Regions from separate parts of the Homo sapiens genome. Here regions 2 and 3 are each linked to region 1. The links are chromatin loops, found by intact Hi-C in ENCODE. Cell type or tissue: CD4-positive, alpha-beta T cell. All regions are shown on one strand. Links, peaks and the distances in the headings refer to the core of each region. The heading gives the core; the rest is flanking DNA. Region 1 holds the start of LINC01983 (long intergenic non-protein coding RNA 1983). Region 2 overlaps TNK2-AS1 (TNK2 antisense RNA 1). Region 3 has its middle 18 kb from the start of PPP1R2.

Evidence for each region. Peaks named below come from ENCODE experiments on the same cell type or tissue, not always from the same donor. Only the 100,000 strongest peaks of a DNase experiment are listed, where the experiment ranks them.
Region 2: a loop joins it to region 1, with 11 times the contacts of the local background. A loop is called at or near these places in 93 of 110 quality-filtered maps.
Region 3: a loop joins it to region 1, with 7 times the contacts of the local background. A loop is called at or near these places in 27 of 110 quality-filtered maps.

The regions. Positions count from the first base shown.
Region 1 is chr3:195,856,294-195,862,372 of GRCh38, forward strand. LINC01983 (long intergenic non-protein coding RNA 1983) reads right to left here and starts at 4,111. Exons shown (of 2, transcript NR_134939.1): 1 at 3,980-4,111. RefSeq lists enhancers at 3,498-4,022, 4,023-4,545. In CD4-positive, alpha-beta T cell, for the core only: a CTCF peak has its summit at 3,231 (motif pointing right); a DNase peak (open chromatin) is centred at 3,228; H3K4me3 peaks cover 260 bases.
Region 2 is chr3:195,912,456-195,918,534 of GRCh38, forward strand. TNK2-AS1 (TNK2 antisense RNA 1) reads left to right here. Exons shown (of 2, transcript NR_145450.1): 2 at 1-809. It overlaps LOC124906253 (keratinocyte proline-rich protein-like), which reads right to left. Exons shown (of 4, transcript NR_197446.1): 4 at 625-1,315. Among named protein-coding and RNA genes, the nearest start is that of TNK2, 6.9 kb to the left of the region's middle. RefSeq lists an enhancer at 2,339-2,951 and a silencer at 2,553-2,602. In CD4-positive, alpha-beta T cell, for the core only: CTCF peaks have their summits at 2,737 (motif pointing left) and 2,950; a DNase peak (open chromatin) is centred at 2,716.
Region 3 is chr3:195,558,353-195,564,431 of GRCh38, forward strand. It overlaps the pseudogene RPL31P64. Among named protein-coding and RNA genes, the nearest start is that of PPP1R2, 18 kb to the left of the region's middle. In CD4-positive, alpha-beta T cell, for the core only: CTCF peaks have their summits at 348 (motif pointing right) and 549; a DNase peak (open chromatin) is centred at 369.

The DNA.
Region 1 (6,079 bases), core at 556-5,555:
TCCTAGCACTTTGGGAGGCCGAGGCAGGTGGATTGCTTGAGCCCAGGAGTTCCAGACCAGACTGAGCAACATGGTGAAACCCTGTCTCTACAAAAAATTAGCCGGGCGTGGTGGCGCCTGCCTGTAGTCCCAGCTACTTGGGAGGCTGAGGTGGGAGAATCACCTGAGCCTGAGAGGCAAAGGTTGCACTGAGCCCAGACTGCGCCACTGCACTCCAGCCTGGGCAACCGAGCAAGACCCTATCTCAAAAACAACAACAAAACTTCTAGTACAGAAAGGAATTAGAATTATTCTAAATGGGAAGTATGTAACTGAGACAAAGAAAAATAAATGCACATTAGACAGAGGAAGCTGTTAGCTTTCTTGCCTGCAGACTAGGCTGTGGTTAAACAGCATCGTTATCAGACAAGACAGAGTGCTAGTAACCCCGGACTTCGGCAGCCGAACCACTCCCCCAAACACAGTGCTGCCTGGGCCTCTGAAAGAAGCTCAAGCCTGTAGCGCCGCCACCTCCGACCCGGGTTAGGCCCGACACGGCTTTTCCTCTGATCAATTCTCCTCACTCCCAAGGCCATGAGGAGCCCTGAGGTTCCAAGGGAGAGAGGGTGAGCGGGGTGGGCGGCTGGCAGGCCAAGAAGGGAAGGGAGTAGCGGGGCTCCCTGCAGGCTGAGTCCTTCCAGAGCCACCCTGGCTCAGGGATGGTCACTGCTCCAGGGCCCTCTCTGATACTGGCAGGGGAGGACATGGGACTGGGGACCCAGTGATTTGCCATCACAGACAGTATGTCTTCCATTTAAACAATTACTGCATTTTGGCCGGGCGTGGTGTCTCAAGCCTGGAATCCCGGCACTCTGGGAGGCCGCGGCAGGACGATTGCTTGAGCTCGAGAGTTCAAGACCAACCTGGGCAACATAGTGAGACCTCATCTCTAAAAATAAAATAAATAAAAATGAAATAAAATAATAAAATAAAATAAAAATCCTCTGGGCATGGTGGCTCATGCCTGTAATCCCAGCACTTTGGGAGGCCTAGGCGGATGGGTCACCTGAGGTCAGGAATTCGTGAGACCAGCCTGGCCACCAGAGTGAAACCCCATCTCTACTAAAAATACAAAAATTAGCCGGGCATGGTGGCAGGCGCCTGTAGTCCCAGCTACTCGGAGGCTGAGGCAGGAGGATCGCTTGAACCCGGGAAGCAGAGGTTCTGGTGGGCCGAGATCGCACCATTGCACTCCAGCCTGAGTGACAGAGTGAGACTCCATCTCTCTCTCTATATATATATGTATATATATATGTATGTATATATATGTATATATATATTTTATATAAACATACATATAAAAATTTTACATAAATATTTTAAAATATATGTCCAGAACATAAGTCCTTTCTTTAAAAACATATATGGCCAGACACGGTGGCTCACGCCGGTAATCCCAGCACTCTGGGAGGCTGAGATAGGTGGATCACCTGAGGTCAGGAGTTCAGGACAAGCCTGGTCAACACGGTGAAGCCCCATCTCTACTAAAAATACAAAAAAGTCAGCTGGGCGTGGTGGTGTGTGCCTGTAATTCCAGCTACTTGGGAAGGCTGAGGCAGGGGAATCGCTTGCACCTGGGAGGTGGAGGTTGCAGTGAGCCGAGATCGGGCCACTGCATGCCAGTCTGGGTGACAGAGTAAAACTCTGTCTCAAAAAAAAAAAAAAAAAAAAAAAAAAAAAATATATATATATATATATATAGAGAGAGAGAGAGAGAGAGAGAGAGAGTACATTTTCTTTCATAAAAAAACTCAAAACTTATGTTTTATTTTAATAAGAGAGCCAAATATTTCTGGAAAACCTTTTAGCACTATTTATTAAAACAATTTGTTACAGCTGGGTGCGGTGGCTGACGCCTGTAATCTCAACACTTTGGGGAGGCCGAGGTGGGTGGATCACTTGAGCACAGGAGTTCGAGACCAGCCTGGGCATCATAGTGAGATCTCATCTCTACAGAAAAAAGAAAAAAAAGAACAAAACTATGTGGGTATAGTGGCGCCTGCCTGTAGTTCTCACAGCTTGGGAGGCTGAGGTGGGAGGATCCCTTGGGCCTGGAGGATCAAGGTACGGTGAGCCGAGCTGAGCTGGAGCCACTGCACTCCAGCCTGGGAGACAGAGGGACACCTTGTCTCTAAATAAATGAACAGTTACAAGATAAAAAACATTAACAAAATGTGTTAACTGGAGTTTATCCACAGAATAAAAACTAGGTAGTGTTTAAATATTCTTTGAGAAGATGAATTTAAAGATACAGAAAACTGGCCAGGCACAGTGGCTCATGCCTATAATCCCCGCACTTTGGGAGGCTGAGGCGGGAGGATTGTTTGAGTCCAGAAATTCGAGACCAGCCTGGGCAACATAGTGAGACCTCGTCTCTACTAAAAATAAAAAAATAAAAAAATTAGCCAGGTGTGGTGGGGCACGCCGGTCACCCCAGCTGCTTGGGAGGCTTAAGTGGGACGATCGCTTGAGTCCAGGAATTCCAGGCCACCCTGAACCATGATCATGCCACGGCACTCATCCTGGGTGACAGAGAGTGACCTTGATTCAAACAAAAAACCAAATAAAATAAAGATAAAAATAAACCTTAAGGAAACCCTGCATGCTGGATGACCTTATTTTATAAAACCGTAATACACATATATGTGCACAAAAAAAAGTGGAATATATCAAAATTTTAAGTGGCTTTCTGGGTCTTTAATTTTCTCACTGCGCTCTTCTGAATGGTCCAAGTCAACAAAGAGCATGTATAACAATCATAAAAACATTTTTTTTTAATACAGTGGAACTGAGGCTTCCCAAATGGAGTGACGTGATGCGAGGACTTCTGCTGGAGAGTGACTGCCCGCTCTCCCAGCCCTCAGCTTCCCTCCAGCTAGCCCAGAGCCGCAGGTTTCTGGCCCAGGTGCAGGCGTGGTGTTTTTCAGAGCCCTCCACCCGTCTCCTTTCCTGACCTTAGATACTGGCTGGTCCCCGTTTGGCTCCAGATGGCGGGCGACCCAGTTCCTTCCCCTCCCAGCTTCCCTGGGCTGACTCCCTTTAAGCACCCATGGGCTTGAGCCAGCAGATTTGGAATTAATTGATTTATTGGGCAATGAATACACAATCTCATCCCTCCCACTCTGAAATTTAGCCAGAGGGCCTGCAATGCCACATTTTGCCAACAGGTGGTGCTGCCTAACACGAAAGCTCTCTGGCCCCGGGTCCTCAAGATGGACTTCGGGGATCATTAAAATAGCAGTCATTGGTGAGGGGCATCCTGACAGGGCACGGGGGACACAGTTACCGCCTAACACCACCACCACCACTACGCAACAACAGCCATTTCAGTACCAAGAACTCAGGAAGACACATCCAAATAAAGACCGTCCTTGAAACGGAATCTCTTTCATTTTAAGAAAAGCTCGGTCCTGCAGTTCTTATCATTTCACCTCAGGTGGCTGAAAACTTAACTCTAGACCGGCAGCGGCCCTGGACTGGCCTTCAAGAACCCTTGCTCTCGACAAAGACTCCAGCAGTTGGAGGTTCCTCCAACCTCCAAATGCAGTTTCTGTACAAATGAACTTGCTTCCAATTAAGGAAACCTTTTGTCCGCAGGGAGAGACGCACTAGGCCTTTCCTCCTTTTGTGGCTGCAGTGGAGCCGCCAGCCGCTTTCAAGCAGCCCCATCCTGAGCACCCAGATGCAACCCCACTACCCCTCTGGCTATTCCTGATGTCTTCCTTTGTCTACAAAGTCAAAAGAACTCAGCATTCCACACCAGCAGCCTCATGATCCAGGCCTGCCTCACGCGCCAGGATCACGAGAGCCGCCTCTAACCCACCCCCAAAACAACAAAAGGATGCGCTCTGGCCTTGCCAACTTCAGTGCCTGGGACAAGCCGGCTCGTGCCCGCCGCCTCGGCTGCAGGGCCCTCCACCTGCAGCGCTTTCGTCCCTACCTGGCGTTCACCGTTCTCACCCATCACATCAGCACAACGTGACCTTGTGGGGAGCCACCTCCTCTGCTCCCAAGACACCTGGTGCGTAACGATTACAGAGCACCCGTCCTGCCGTGATGCTGTCACAGTCCCCCAAAGGCTGTGGACCCATCTGGGGCACGGACTGTTTCTACTTGGCTTGTGTTTCCTCATCAGGGCTCCACACACAAAAAGCACCCGACACCTCCCCACTGAGTTGATTCTCCCTGTTGTTGATTCTGCCTGTTGTTGATTCTGCCTGTTGTTGATTCTCCCTGTTGTCGATTCTCCCTGTTGTTGATTCTCCGTTGTTGATTCTCCCTGTTGTTGATTCTGCCTGTTGTTGATTCTGCCTGTTGGCAAACACACCTGGGTCAGCGTTTCAACTTCCCAACTTAAGATCTTTTCAGTAAACCCAGGAGATGCTGGAAAAGCTGGCAGGCCGATTAGAAGCAAGAAAAACATAGCAGGAAACCCAGGGTTTAGGGAACTGTGTGTCTGGCAGGAAAAGTACACTGGGTTCCCTGCTCCCCTGAGAAACCTCGAGCTGCTTTGACATCCTCTGCCCCCTGCAAAAATCTTTCTGGATGTGTTGGCTCTGAAACAGATTTTTAAATGCTTGTAAAGCATACACACATCTGGATTGCTTACAAAAAATTGATGTGTTTTTTAAAATGAAGTAAAAACACCTATGATCTATAAATAGGATAATTGTGAGCAAAAGAATAAACTTTCTGAAACAGAAGGAAAATGAGAAAAGTAAAACACAATTCTATGCGCAGAGTGTGGTCAGTGTATAATGTGAGCTATTGATTAATAGAAACAGGCAGGAACACGGGGAAATAACATTTATAATAACTACTGTTTGGTGGGAACTGACTGTGGCCCATACTCTAAGCAAAATGTTTCACCTTCACAACCTCAGTCAGTCCTCACAACCCTTCTATAAGGCAGGAATTACTCCATCAGTTTACAGACTCAGAAAGGTGAAATAACATTTCTAAGACGAAACAGAGCTAGGAATGAAATCCAGGTCTAACAGCAATGCTCAACACTCACTTAATATGAACTTGTTCTGGCTGGATGCGGTGGCTCACGCCTGTAATCCCAGCACTTTGGGAGGCCGAGGCGGGCGGATCATGAGGTCAGGAGTTCAAGACCAGGCTGACCAGTATGGTGAAACCCCATCTCTACTAAAAATCCAAAAATTAAAAATCCAAAAATTAGTCGGGTGTGGTGGTGTGCGCCTGTGGTCCCAGCTACTCAGGTGGCGGAGGCAGGAGAATCACTTGAACCCAGGAGGCAGAGGTTGCAGTGAGCCGAGATTGCACCACTGCACTCTAGCCTGGGCAACAGAGCAAGATGCCGTCTCAAAAAAAAAAAAAAAAAAAAAAACTTGTTCCCTTTTGTGATATATTTGACTAGGTATTTTAAATCACAGTTAAAATAATAGAATTCCTGCCTTTGCAAACGGCATATGCAAAGCTCCCAGGCCTCAGAACTTCTGAGCCTCGGGGCCTACCCACGAAGGCCAGCCTACAGCCAGACACACACGTGGCCCAGACTCACCCTGAATGGCCTCTGTTTTGTTTTCAATAAACCCGAGTCATTAAGCTTACTTTCTTATGATTTACCTCTTTTCCTAAAGTTCACATGATCATATGTGAAGCTCAAAGAGCTAGTTTCCTTGATTGATCCAGTAATTTCCTGGAAAGCAGTAAGAAACCGATGAATAATCTAACATTTTGTAATGGGCCAAGGATATTAATAGGCAACTCATTAAAAAGGAAATACAAATGGCTCAACTTATTTTTGAGTTTATTCGTAAGAGAAATGCATATTAAAACTATAGAAACACTATTTTCTACCAGTCAGTCTGCCAAAGATCAGAAAACTCCTTAACACATGGAAAGCTCCCTTGCACAGGTGGTGTGACAACTGAGAATGTCCCTCCGCTGAGAGCAGGTTCAGCACCACCCACCGCCATGGCACACGCCCTTTGACCTAGCAGTCCCACTGCTGGGAACTCATCTTCAGATTGACGTGCGAGTGAAAAACAGCCCACATACACAATTTACTGAG
Region 2 (6,079 bases), core at 735-5,734, 56 kb after region 1:
GCCACCACGCCCAGCTAATTTTTTGTATTTTTAGTAGAGACGGGGTTTCGTCCTGTTACCCAGGCTGGTTTTGAACTCCTGGCCTCAAGCAATCCACTCATCTCGGCCTCCCAAAGTGCCAGGATTATAGGCCTGAGCCACTGCGTACAGCTTGTTTTTAAATAAAGCAGTTTTTAAAACTACTGTTGCAACCTTTTAGAGGGAGGTAAACTGAATATGGTGGATTTTGAATGACTATTTTTTTGTTTTATGAAAGAGGATAATAATAGAATAGAAAATATGAGAATGTTTGGCCGGGTGCGGTGGCTCACACCTGTAATCCCAGCAGTTTGGGAGGCCGAGGCAGGTGGATCACCTGAGGTCAGGAGTTCGAGACCAGCCTGACCAACATGACGAAACCCCGTCTCTACTAAAAATACAAAATTAGCCGGGCATGATGGTGCACGCCTGTAATCTCAGCTACTTGGGAGGCTGAGACAGGACAATCGCTTGAACCTGGGAGGCGGAGGTTGCAGGGAGCTGAGATCACGCCACTGCATTCCAGACTGGGCGACAGAGCAAGACTCTGTCTCTCTCAAAAAAAAAAAAAGAAAGAAAGAAAGAAAGAAAGAAAATATCACAATGTAATTTTTGAACTTTTTATTGACGTACAGCATACCTCCAGAGAAGTGCTGAAAGCTTGCATTCTTACAGGTAATACACCCAGCACCCAGATCAAGAAATGGAACATAACCAGCACCCCAGAACCCTACCCTAAAAATGTAATTTAAAAAAAAAGATTTTAATAAATATCTTTTAGCGTGCCCTTTATATACATGGTTTACTTTTAACTTTCTGATCCCCTTGCCCTCCTCCTAGAATAGAAACCTCCCAACAACCGGGGCTTCTAGACACAGGCAGCTAGAATGAGGCCTGGCGCAAAGCAGGTGCCAAAACTACCTGCTGAATGAATGGGAGTGCAGAGTGCACCCCAGGTAGTGAAGGCATTGTTTCTGTGGTGTACTTGCTTCCTCGTTGTAAAGTCCGTTTCTTTCTGTAGGTCACAGTCAAAACACGGAGAGCCATGGCTACAACTTGAGCAAGTCAAACACGCTGTGATTCAGGCCAGGGAGATGAGCGTGGGTAAAGAACACTGTACGAACTAGCTCAGGGCTTCTGGAACTGTGTGCGGCTGAATCACCGGGGCATCTTGGTGAACTGTAAATTCTGATTCAGCAAACTGGGAGGAGGGCGCTGAGATCCAGCATTTCCATCAAGCTTCCCATGGACCACACTCTGACTATCAGGGCCTTCGATGCAGACAGTCTCGATACAGCTGCACACAAGAATCACACAGAAAGTTTTAAAAATGCCAATGCCAGGCCAGGCACAGTGGCTCACGCTTGTAATCCCAGCACTTCGGGAGGCCGAGGCAGGCAGATCACAAGGTCAGGAGTTCGAGACCAGCCTGGCCAACACAGTGAAACCCCGTCTCTACTAAAAATACAAAAATTAGCTGGGCGTGGTGGCAGGCACCTGTAATCCCAGCTACTCGGGAGGCCAAGGCAAGAGAATCACTTGAACCTGGGAGGCGGAGCTTGCAGTGAGCCAAGATCGCTCCATTGCACTCCAGCCTGGATGACAGAGCGAGACTCCATCTCAAAAAAAAAAAAAAAAGTGCTGATGCCCAAGCACCACCCTAGAACACTTAAATTGGAATCTCTTGGATGGGGGTTGGCATCTTCATTGTATTGTTTTTGTTTTTTGGTAGAGACAGGGTCTCAAGATGTTGCCCAGGCTGGTCTCGAACTCCTGGGCTCAAGCTATTCTCCTGCCTCAGCCTTCTCAAAGTGCTGGGATTACAGGCATGAGCCCCCGCGCCCAGCCTGAGCATCTTAGTTTTTTTGTTTGTTTGTCTCTGTCACCCAGGCTGGAGTACAGTGGTGCGATCTTGGCTCACTGCAACCTCTGTCTCCCGGGTTCAAGCAATTCTCCTGTCTCAGCCTACCGAGTAGCTGGGATTACAGGCACGCACCATCACATCACACCCGGCTAATTTTTATATTTTGAATAGAGACAGGGTTTCACCATGTTGGTCAGGCTGGTCTTGATCTCCTGACCTCAGGTGATCCACCCGCCCTGGCCTCCCAAAGTGCTGGGATTACAGGTGTGAGCCACTGCTCCCAGCCAGCATCTTAGTTTTTAAAAGCTCCTTAAGTGATTCCAACCAGCTACCAGACATGGGAGGTGCTTGGCTGAAGGCAAACTCTGGCGGGGAGGAGGAGCCAGTCTGTTCCCAAGCACACCCTCACTGCCTAGAAGGAGGCCTGGGCTAAGGCCCACGGAAGGGAGGGCTGGGATCAGGACGATCTGACTTGACAAAGGGCCACCATTTCTGAGTCAGGAGGGGATCACTTGCCTCCTGGCGGAGGTGAAGAGACGGATTTCTGAAGGAATTCTTAGGCATGGTGTGTATCTGCTAACCCCGGCCACATCCTCCCAGGACCGAGAACAGACTGTGCCTTCACCCTATTGCCCAAGTCAGAGGTCCCTGGAGCTGCCAAGGGGGCTGTGCTCACATGCCCCCGAGCAATTCAGTTTTCAAAACCTTACTAGGCCGTTGGGAGGAGGCACTGCCAGCTGCTCCCACACACCTGCCCCCTCTGCCCAATCACAGCAAGAGCCAAATGAGCCGAGAGATGACAAACCCTGAGGTCATCATGGGCTCTTCTGAAACAGAGCCTCATGGAGCCCTGCGCTCTGGTGCCCCCTGGTGGACACCTAGAGTTGTGGTTGGTAACCAACAAATGGACCAGTGAGTTCAGTTACTCCTGATTGGTTGGTGTTCGGGCACAGTCATGCCAGATGTGGCCCCATACACAGAATCAAGGAATTTCTAGTGCGGCGCAGTGGCTCACAGTTGGAATCCCAGCACTTGGGAGGCAGAAGCAGCAGGATCAGTTGAGTGTAGGAGTTCAAGGCTGCAATGAGCTATGATCTGCACTCCAGCCTGGGTGACAGAGGGACACCCTGTCTCTAAAAAAATTAATTTTTTTGAGACAGTGTCTCGTTCTGTCACCCACGCTGGAGTGCAGTGGCATGATCTCGGCTCACTGCAACCTCTGACTCTTGGGTTCAAGCGATTCTCCTGCCTCAGCCTCCCCAGTAGCTGGGATTACAGGCATGCGCCACCACGCCCGGCTAATTTTTGTATTTTAGTAGAGACGGGGTTCCACCATGTTGGCCAGGCTGGTCTTGAATTCCTAAGCTCAAGTGATCCTCCCGCCTCGGCCTCCCAAAGTGCTGGGATTACAGGCGTGAGCCACTGCGCCGGGCCAAAAAGAAATTAATTTTTAAAAAAGAGGCTAGGCATGGTGGTTTACACCTATAATCCCAGTATTTTGGGAGGCCCAGGTGGGAGGCTGCTTGAGGCCAGGAGCTAGAGACCAGCTTGGGCAACATGGCAAGACTCCCTACCTACAAAAAATTTAAAAATTAGTCAGTCGTGGTGGTGTGCACCTGTCATCTCAGCTACTCAGGAGGCTGAGGTGGGAGGATTGTTTGAGGCCAGCAGTTCGAGGCTGCAGTGGGGGGTACCATCACACCACTGCACTCCAGCCCTGGGCAACAGAGAGAGGCGTTGTCTCAGAAATAAATAAATTAAATAAACAAACTTCCAGTGGAGGAGTCAAGACCAATCATATGAAGGACGGGCTCCTTTGATTCTTCACCTACTCCTTTAACTCCCTGAAATCTGGCCTCCCCTGGAGCCCACCATACTAAGTGTGGGAAATGTTGCAGTCAAGGCTTGTCTTTAAATGGTGAGGTACTGTGTCACTCTTGCACCTTTCTTCTGCTCTCTCCTTTGCTCAAATCCAATTTGCAGTGCAGACACTGCACAGTCTTTAGCTAACTGTTCTTCCTCCTTCTGCTAAAATAGTGAGCCTCCCAGGCAAGCCCATACCTGCTCCGTTCTTGGCTACCCTCTCCAGCTTGGTAAGATCGTTTCCACCCACTGCCACTCCCCGACTCCCCTCCCACAGCTGAGCCAGCGAGGCCCCCAGGTACCAAGCTCCCTGCATCTGCGGCTGCCTGCCTGCGCACTGATGTTGAGTGGACACCCAGACTTGCTCCATCTTAGGAGGTAGCAACAGAACCCAAACTCTCAGTTCCAGCTCTCCTTCCCTTCTCCCCTGGCTCTCTCATTTGTCCAGAAAGCAGATTCAGGTTCTTGGCAGCCCCCTTTACCCATCTCCTCCTTCAGCACCTAATACACCTACTTCAGCCCCAGATACCTCAGGGCTCCACCCTTCTGCCTCCTCTCTCGACTCACTTCCTCTCAGCTACCACTTTATTCCACATAGAAAGAACCTGTGTCCAAGTCCTAGCTTCCCCACGTTCATTTTTCAAACAGTGATCAAGTACCTTTGGGATGCCAGACCCCTAACCATGAGGTGACTTCCATGTGAGTGGGATCAGATCCTTCCATTAGCCTCTGCACGTAAGACATGAACCCTCACCGGGAGACTGTAAGAATTACACAAGATAATGCGATGCTATTCACACCCTTGAATGGCATGATTACAGCAAACATTGTGTAGATGACCTTGCCGACTTCAGTCCCTGTACCTCCTGGTTAATTCCCTGTTAATCTTCCTAAAACATCGATTTCATCATGTCTCTCCCTTACTCAAGAACTCCACATTGCTCCCCAGTTCCACGCAGCATCGCTCCCCGGTTCCACTCAGCATTCCTCCCCGGTTCCACGCAGCATCGCTCAGTGCCCCACAGGTGTGAGTGTTCTACAAATCACAGCAGCCCTTAGGGGATGATTCACCACAGTAGCAGAGTTGGAAGTTGGGTCTAGAAGGGCCAAAAAGCCAAAACACACAAAAAGCCACAGCGAAGATAGGTCTGTGGGTTAAAACTCAAGGAAATTCCATGCCTAGAAGACAAGGCAGTCAGTATGTCAGAAATCAGGGAAGCAGGTGAAGACACAGATACAAGTCACCCTCAGCAAGGATGCCAATCTGTAACTTCTGCAGAGACGGGCTTGTCCATAGAAAAAAGGGACGTTCCTGGAACATTTGCTGTAGTTATCCAAGACACCTCACTATCAGCAGACCCAAAGAAGGTGACCGGGTGGTTAGGCCCAGAGGAACACTCGCAGGGGAACGCAGGGCACCTACGAGGTGAGTACAGCTTCTACGGTCTCACCAACAGCACTTCTTTGTTACTGGGATGCAGAGGAAACGATTATAAAAGAATAAATTTAGACCGGGTGTAGTAGCTCACGCCTGTAATCCCAGCACTTTGGGAGGCTGAGATGGGCAGATCACCTGAGGTCAGGAGTTTGAGACCCACCTGGCCAACATGGTGAAACCTCATCTCTACTAAAAATACAAAAATCAGCTGGATGTGGTGGCGGGCGCCTGTAGTCCCAGCTACTCAGGAGGCTGAGGCTTGAGAATCACTTGAACCCTGGAGGCAGAGGTTGCAGTGAGCCGAGTTTGCGCCATTGCACTCCAGCCTGGGCAACAGAGCGAGACTCCATCTCAAAAATAAATAATTAAATAAATAAATAAATAAAAATTTGAAGGGTAGAATTGAATCTGGGTGTGAAGTTTGAAGGAGGGAATGTACATTCTCAATGGGAGAGGGATTTTATGTTACAGCTGAAAAGGCCTTAGAGAACATCAAGTCTAACACTCACTTAGCAGTGAGGACACAGGCTCTGAGAGGTAGAGTGAGTGACCCACAAACAGCAATTGAAGGATAGAGCAGGTGACCCATGGACTTACAGCAATTGAAGGGTAGAGCGGGTGACCCACGGACTCACAGCAATTAAAGGACAGAGCAGGTGACCCACGGACTCACAGCAATTAAAGGATAGAGCAGGTGACCCACAGACACACAGCAACTGAAGAGTAGAGCGGGTGACCCACGAACACACAGCAACTGAAGAGTAGAGCGGGTGACCCACGGACACACAGCAACTGAAGGGTAGAGCGGGTGACCCACGGACACGCAGAAATTGAAGGGTAGAGCGGGTGACCCACGGACACGCAGCAATTGAAGGGTAGTGACTGCAATTGGATTA
Region 3 (6,079 bases), core at 326-5,325, 300 kb before region 1:
GCTTACTGTGGGTAATTTGTTTGCTGTTGGTTGACAATGAACCTACTTAGGAGAAGATATGATCCTTCAGGACTTTTATTTGTTCGAAATGAAAAAATTATTTCTCCTTTCAATAACAGACAGTGGTGCTTTTCTGTTATAATTCAAAACAGGTTTCGGAACACATGTCATTTTCAGGGAGAAGGAAAGGATGAATGAATGAGCTGGAGTACACTTTCTAGAACATATAAAGGGGATATGGGAACTGGATGCAGGTAAATCTTTCATGCTTATTAAGAACATTTTAATGTTTCTCAGTTGATGTATGAAGTACTTGTATTCGGCATTTGCTTCTTCAATCACAAGGAGGCAGCATAGTCTCATGGGAGGAGGGGAAGTGAGTCTATTCAAAACACCTGTTCTTCCTGCTGCCTGTGCTGTTCTTGTCCAGAAGGCCCCCTGGAGCTGGGAGTGTCTCATGGAGTCATTCAGTTCCCTGCTTCCTGGTAGAGTTGCCCCTTAACCATATGAAACAATATCTCCCACATGCTAAAAATAGCCAGGGTCTGAGTCCAGGACTTTCATGTTGACGGTCTCATGTACCTGGTGGCCCTGGGAGCGGGATGTCCTCATCTCACTCATCTCTGTTACTGTGAGTCCTACCAAGCCTGGCCAAAGTTGCCTCCTTAATAATTAGTCCTTGAATAGAATCCCCTAGGTAGTGGTTATTGACTTGCAAAATATAACACTGACTTTATACCATGTTTTTTTGTCTCATGGGGACAAAAACACTTCTCTCATAGAATATGTTTTGTTTGTGGGGAAATGAACAAAATGAGGTAAAAAACCCCAATCATCCTATGAGTAAGTTATTTTTCTGATAGAAGAGAGGGTCCAAGTTCAAGTTATAAGTGTAACTAGCCACATAGTTTCACTTAAGTCATTTCATTTTGCTGGGCTTCAGTCTCCCCATTTGGAAAATGAATGAATGTGCCTATGATATTCCAGTGTAAGTTGTGGGAACATGCCAGATATAGCAAACTGGGAAGCAATTGTAGCCAGATATGTTGAGGCACATGAATATAAGACATTTTTATCTGGGTCCTGTTTTCCCTTCTGTGACTGATTCTTTCTGGGCCCTGGGACATTTATATTCAGCCTCTGCATTTGTACATTCATTTGTTCATTCACCCACTCATTTATTCAATAAATATTTATTGAGTACTTAAATATGTGCCAGGAACTGTTCTAGGTCTCAGGATATAAGAGGGTACCAAAAAAGCAGGATCTTTTTTTTTTTTTTCAGAGAGCCTACCTTCCAGTGGGAGAGATGGACCACAAATACATAAGCAAATACATATACAAAATCATTGCAGATTATGAAAAATGGTAAGAAAGAGATAAAAAGTGTGACCGGATGGAAGGTAACTGGGGCAATCACTTTTAGGCAGATGCCTCTGAGATGCCATCTGAGCTGAGACTTGACAGATGAAGTGCCAACAATCTCAGCCTCTAAGCCTGCCAAGCTTGAGATGTTATTTGTATTAGTAATTTGCAGGTGCAAATGACCCACCTAGACTGTTTCTAGTGCACAGTATGCTTTGTTGACAAAATGCCCTGAAGCAAAATGCCACAGATGTCAGCTTCAGTTTTGTGGATTTTCATAGCATCTTCCCGTAAGGTTGGTCATTGTCGTTCCCAACCACTCCCCGGTTTGGGGGAAAGGACACAGGGTGTCCTCTGACTCTGGTGCACACAGGGTGTCCTCTGACTCTGGTGCACACATGAGCTCTCACCAGTCCTGCTGGGACCAGGCTGCAGGCAAAGAACAAACACCTACTTAATGAACTGTGATGACAGAGGAGTGGCCATTTGCTTCCTCCAGTGCTGTCCATGCCAGCTCCTGAGCCCATTTGTCACTTCCTGGGGACACAGCTGACTCATAGAGCACTGGCAGTAATCTTGGCCTGGGAGAGGTGGGAAACAGAAGGCTTGGATAAAAGCAGGTGGAGCTGGTGGCTGCCTAGGTAATATGATGGGAATTTTTGTCCACTGACCTGTCCACAATTCTTGGAATTCTGCTAGAACTCAGTATCCAATCCACTTGGTTCTGAAAGGTTTTTTTTGATTTTTGACCTTCAGCTCGCTCACTAATGTGAATGTTTGGAGGAGGATACCACTGTTTAGAAACATAATTTAGCATATTAAAAAAGACTCACAAAAAATCTCAAAATGGCAAAATCAGGTTATAGGTGTTAGGCCCTGGATCTCATTTTATCCAGAATTGTTCCATCTCTGAAATGACAAATTCATACACTCTAGAGCATGACACATAGTCTTCTAACCTTCCCACTGAGTTACCCATATTACACTGCCCTTCAGCCTCCTGGAGACCTCTTTTTCTTTTTAAAAAAAACTTTTATTTTGGGTTCAGGGGTATGGAGATCTCTTTTTCTATGAAAGGATCACAGTCTGTATCTGCCTTAAGATATAGTCATAGACAACCGTTATTCAAAGTAAGGGGCCATAAGTTTGGACGCCATGGCTCATGCTTGTAATCCCAGCACTTTGGGAGGCCGAGGCAGGTGGATTGCTGGAGCCCAGGAGTTCAAGACCAGCCTGGGCAACATGGCGAAATACAGAAAACTTCAAAAATTAGCTGGGCATGGTGGCACACATCTATGGTCCCAGCTACTCAGAAGACCGAGGTGGGAGAATCACTTGACCCCAGGAGGCAGAAGATGCAGTGAGCTATGATCGCACCACTACACACCAGCCTGGGCAATAGAATGAGAACCCATCTCAAAAAAAAGGTAAAGGGCCATGATTGTATGTCTATTTGTGTGTGTATGATTTTATCACTTTATTTGACAATCAGTGGTTGGCTCTCACCCACATTGACTGTCTATAGATGTTTGAAAGTGGTCACAGGTACATAGTTAAACCAAAGTATAGAGTTTGTTTGCTGAACCTTCACCCTCATTATGTTTTCTGCACGATAAACATGGATGTGGTACGGCCCTTCCTTTCACCCAGACATTTGTTGAGCCTAGTATTAGTGCGTACATCTGGAGTCCCCATCTCCATCATGGCAGATTTCTGGATCTCTCTTGAGTGCCTGAGGGGTATTCTTCTTGAAGCCCACTCCATGGATGCACCTGTGAATGTTGATGGTGTATCCTCAGGTCACTGCCTCATTGATGGCAGAATGACCCCCCTTTTTCTGGCTACCCTTTTTGCAGGAGTCATTCTGCTGGGCCCAAGTGGGAAGCCATTATATCCTCTATTACCTACCTTTCAGTTTAAGAAAATATTACTGTGATAGGCTGAAAAATGCTCTTCCAAAGCTACCAGGTCCTCATCTCTGAAGCCTGGAAATGTTCAGTTTGGAAAAAATGTCATAGCAGATATGATTGAGTTAAGGCTTTTTTTTTTCCTTTGTGACAGAGTCTCACTCTGATGCCCAGGCTGGAGTGCAGTGGTGCAGTGATGCAGTGGCTCACTGCAACCTCCGCCTCCTGGGTTCAAGCAATTCTCCTGCCTCAGCCTCCTGAGTAGCTGGGATTACAGGCGCGTGCCACCAAGCCCAGCTAATTTTTGTATTTTTAGTAGAGATGGGGTTTCGCAATGTTGGCCAGGCTGGTCTCAAACTTCTGACCTCAAGTGATCCACCTGCCTCAGACTCCTAAAGTTCTGGGATTACAGGCGTGAGCCACCGCACACAGCCGAGTTAGACTTTTGAAGTAGGGAGATTATCCTGGATTATCCAGGTGGGCCCTAAATGTAATTACATGTATTCTTTTGGAGACAGGCAGAAGATTTCACACTTGACACACACACAAACACACACACACACACACACACACACACACACACAGGCCCTGTGAAGACAAGCAGATTTGAAGATTGGAGTGTTGTGGCCACAAACCAAGGAATGCCAGCAGCCACCAAAATACCAAAAGTTGGAAGAGGTAAGGAACAGATTCTCCCCTAGAGCCTTCACAGCCCTGCCCACACCTTCATTTCGGCCCAGTGATACTGATTTTGGACTTCTGGCCTCCAGAACTATGAGAGAATACATTTCAGGTGCTTTAAACCACTGAGTTTGTGGTCATTTGCTACAGCAGCCACAGAAACTAATGCAGTTACCCATGCAATGAAAGCCACTGGTGTTCCTCTACTGAAATGCCGCCCTCTCTCTCCACTCTCCGGAGGGAACCAGGACCTTGAATTTGGTGTTTATTATTTCCTGCATTTCATTTTACTTTATTGCATATTTATGTATTCTGAAATAATGTCGTTTTATATATTTCATACTGTATCCTGTATATTGCTTTTTGCCCAACGTATTTTATAGATTATATATGTTGATACATGTAGCTCTAATTTTCTCTGTAGCATAGTATTCCATGGTGTGTATGCGTACCTGCACATATGTGTGCATGCTACAATTTTTTTTTTTTGAGACAGAGTTTCCCTCTGTCGCCCAGGCTGGAGTGCAGTGGCGCCATCTTGGCTCACTGCAAACTCCACCTCCCAGATTCCAGTGATTCTCGTGCCTCAGCCTCCCAAGTAGCTGGGATTACAGGTGTGCGCCACCATGCCCAGCTAATTTTTGTATTTTTAGTAGAGACGGGGTTTCACCATGTTGGCCAGGCTGGTCTCAAACTCCTGGCCTCAAGTAAACTGCCCACCTCGGCCTCTCAAAGTGCTGGGATTATAGGCGTGAGCCACTGTACCCAGCCCACAATTTTTAAATCAGTTCTTCTGTTAATGAACATTTAGGTTGTTTTTGGTTTTTCTGTCTTTCAAACAGTGCTGCAGTGAACATTTCCGTATGTATCTTCTTGTGCTTATGTGCAGAAGTGTTTCTAGGATATTTACCAGAGAAGAGAATTACTAGGTCATCCTCAGCTTTACTAGTTTTTGCCAAATTGCTCTGCGAAAGAGCAGATGTGGGTTGGATTTTGGCAGCAGGACATTTCAACAAAAGGAGTGATGTGTACTAAAGGTACAGACAGGGGAGGCATGGGAAGTGGTCATTAGTTTTCTTTGAAAAAGCAGTGGTTCTCAGTCAAGTCAGGGAAGCAGGTTTGAATCACCCTGGAGAATGTTTTGCAACCTTTTGCCCTCTGTCTCCCCATCCTGGGATGTCTTCCCAAGGAACCAATATATTTCCCCCCCGGGTAATTGCGACATGCTTTGGTTGAAAACCAAAAATGGCTGCCTGAGAAGGAGCCACGGGAGAAGAGGCAGGCAAGTTGGGTGGCGAGGACTGAGATACCCAGCCAGGAGGATGCATGTCAATCAGGGGTCACAGAGAGTCTCTAAGCAGAAGCTGAGCACCTTCCCCTCTACAGATACCCAGAGGCAGCATTAGGGCTACAGCACCCGTAGACCAAGAGCTCTGGGGTAGAGTTTAACCACATGTATTACGCTCAGCTTTGATAGCTCTTTTCTCAAGTCTTCCAACCTTGTTCACTGAGAGAGTCACTTTATAATGCAATGAGCTGTTGTTCCTCCTGGATCTCTGGGTGTACTGAAGATGCTGAAGGTTGGCTTTTTAATATTTTAATTATAATTAGCATACTAGGAAAACTCCGGGGAATAAAATACAGTACTTTCTTGCATTTATAGACTATAATATGGAATATGAGTAAAATATACATATCCCCAAGGAACCAGATATACATCAAAATAATTAAGTGGGGGCATAGCTTGGGGGTAGAACATTTGACTGCAAAATAACATATACATTGGTAAGGTTTAGAAAGACACAAAACAATCTACAGGGTTGGTCTTATAAATAAGTCTGTGGCTTATTGTCCCTAAAAATGATATAAGACTCCCTCTTTGTCAGCAAAATCTCACCTTATTTGTCATATACAAAACTATAAGACTAAATGTTTGACCTAGAAGAGTTGTTAGAGAGATCTGGTGGAGTGAGTGGCTAATGAGTGGGGTCAGGGCTAGCGCTGGGCCCACTCTCAGTACCTCCCACCACACTGCTCCTTAGCATTATCCAATGATTAGTTCAGATCGCCTTATTCTGCTGGAAGTGTTAGGGAACTCTTGAGTCTATTTGAATGTTGTGTTTACT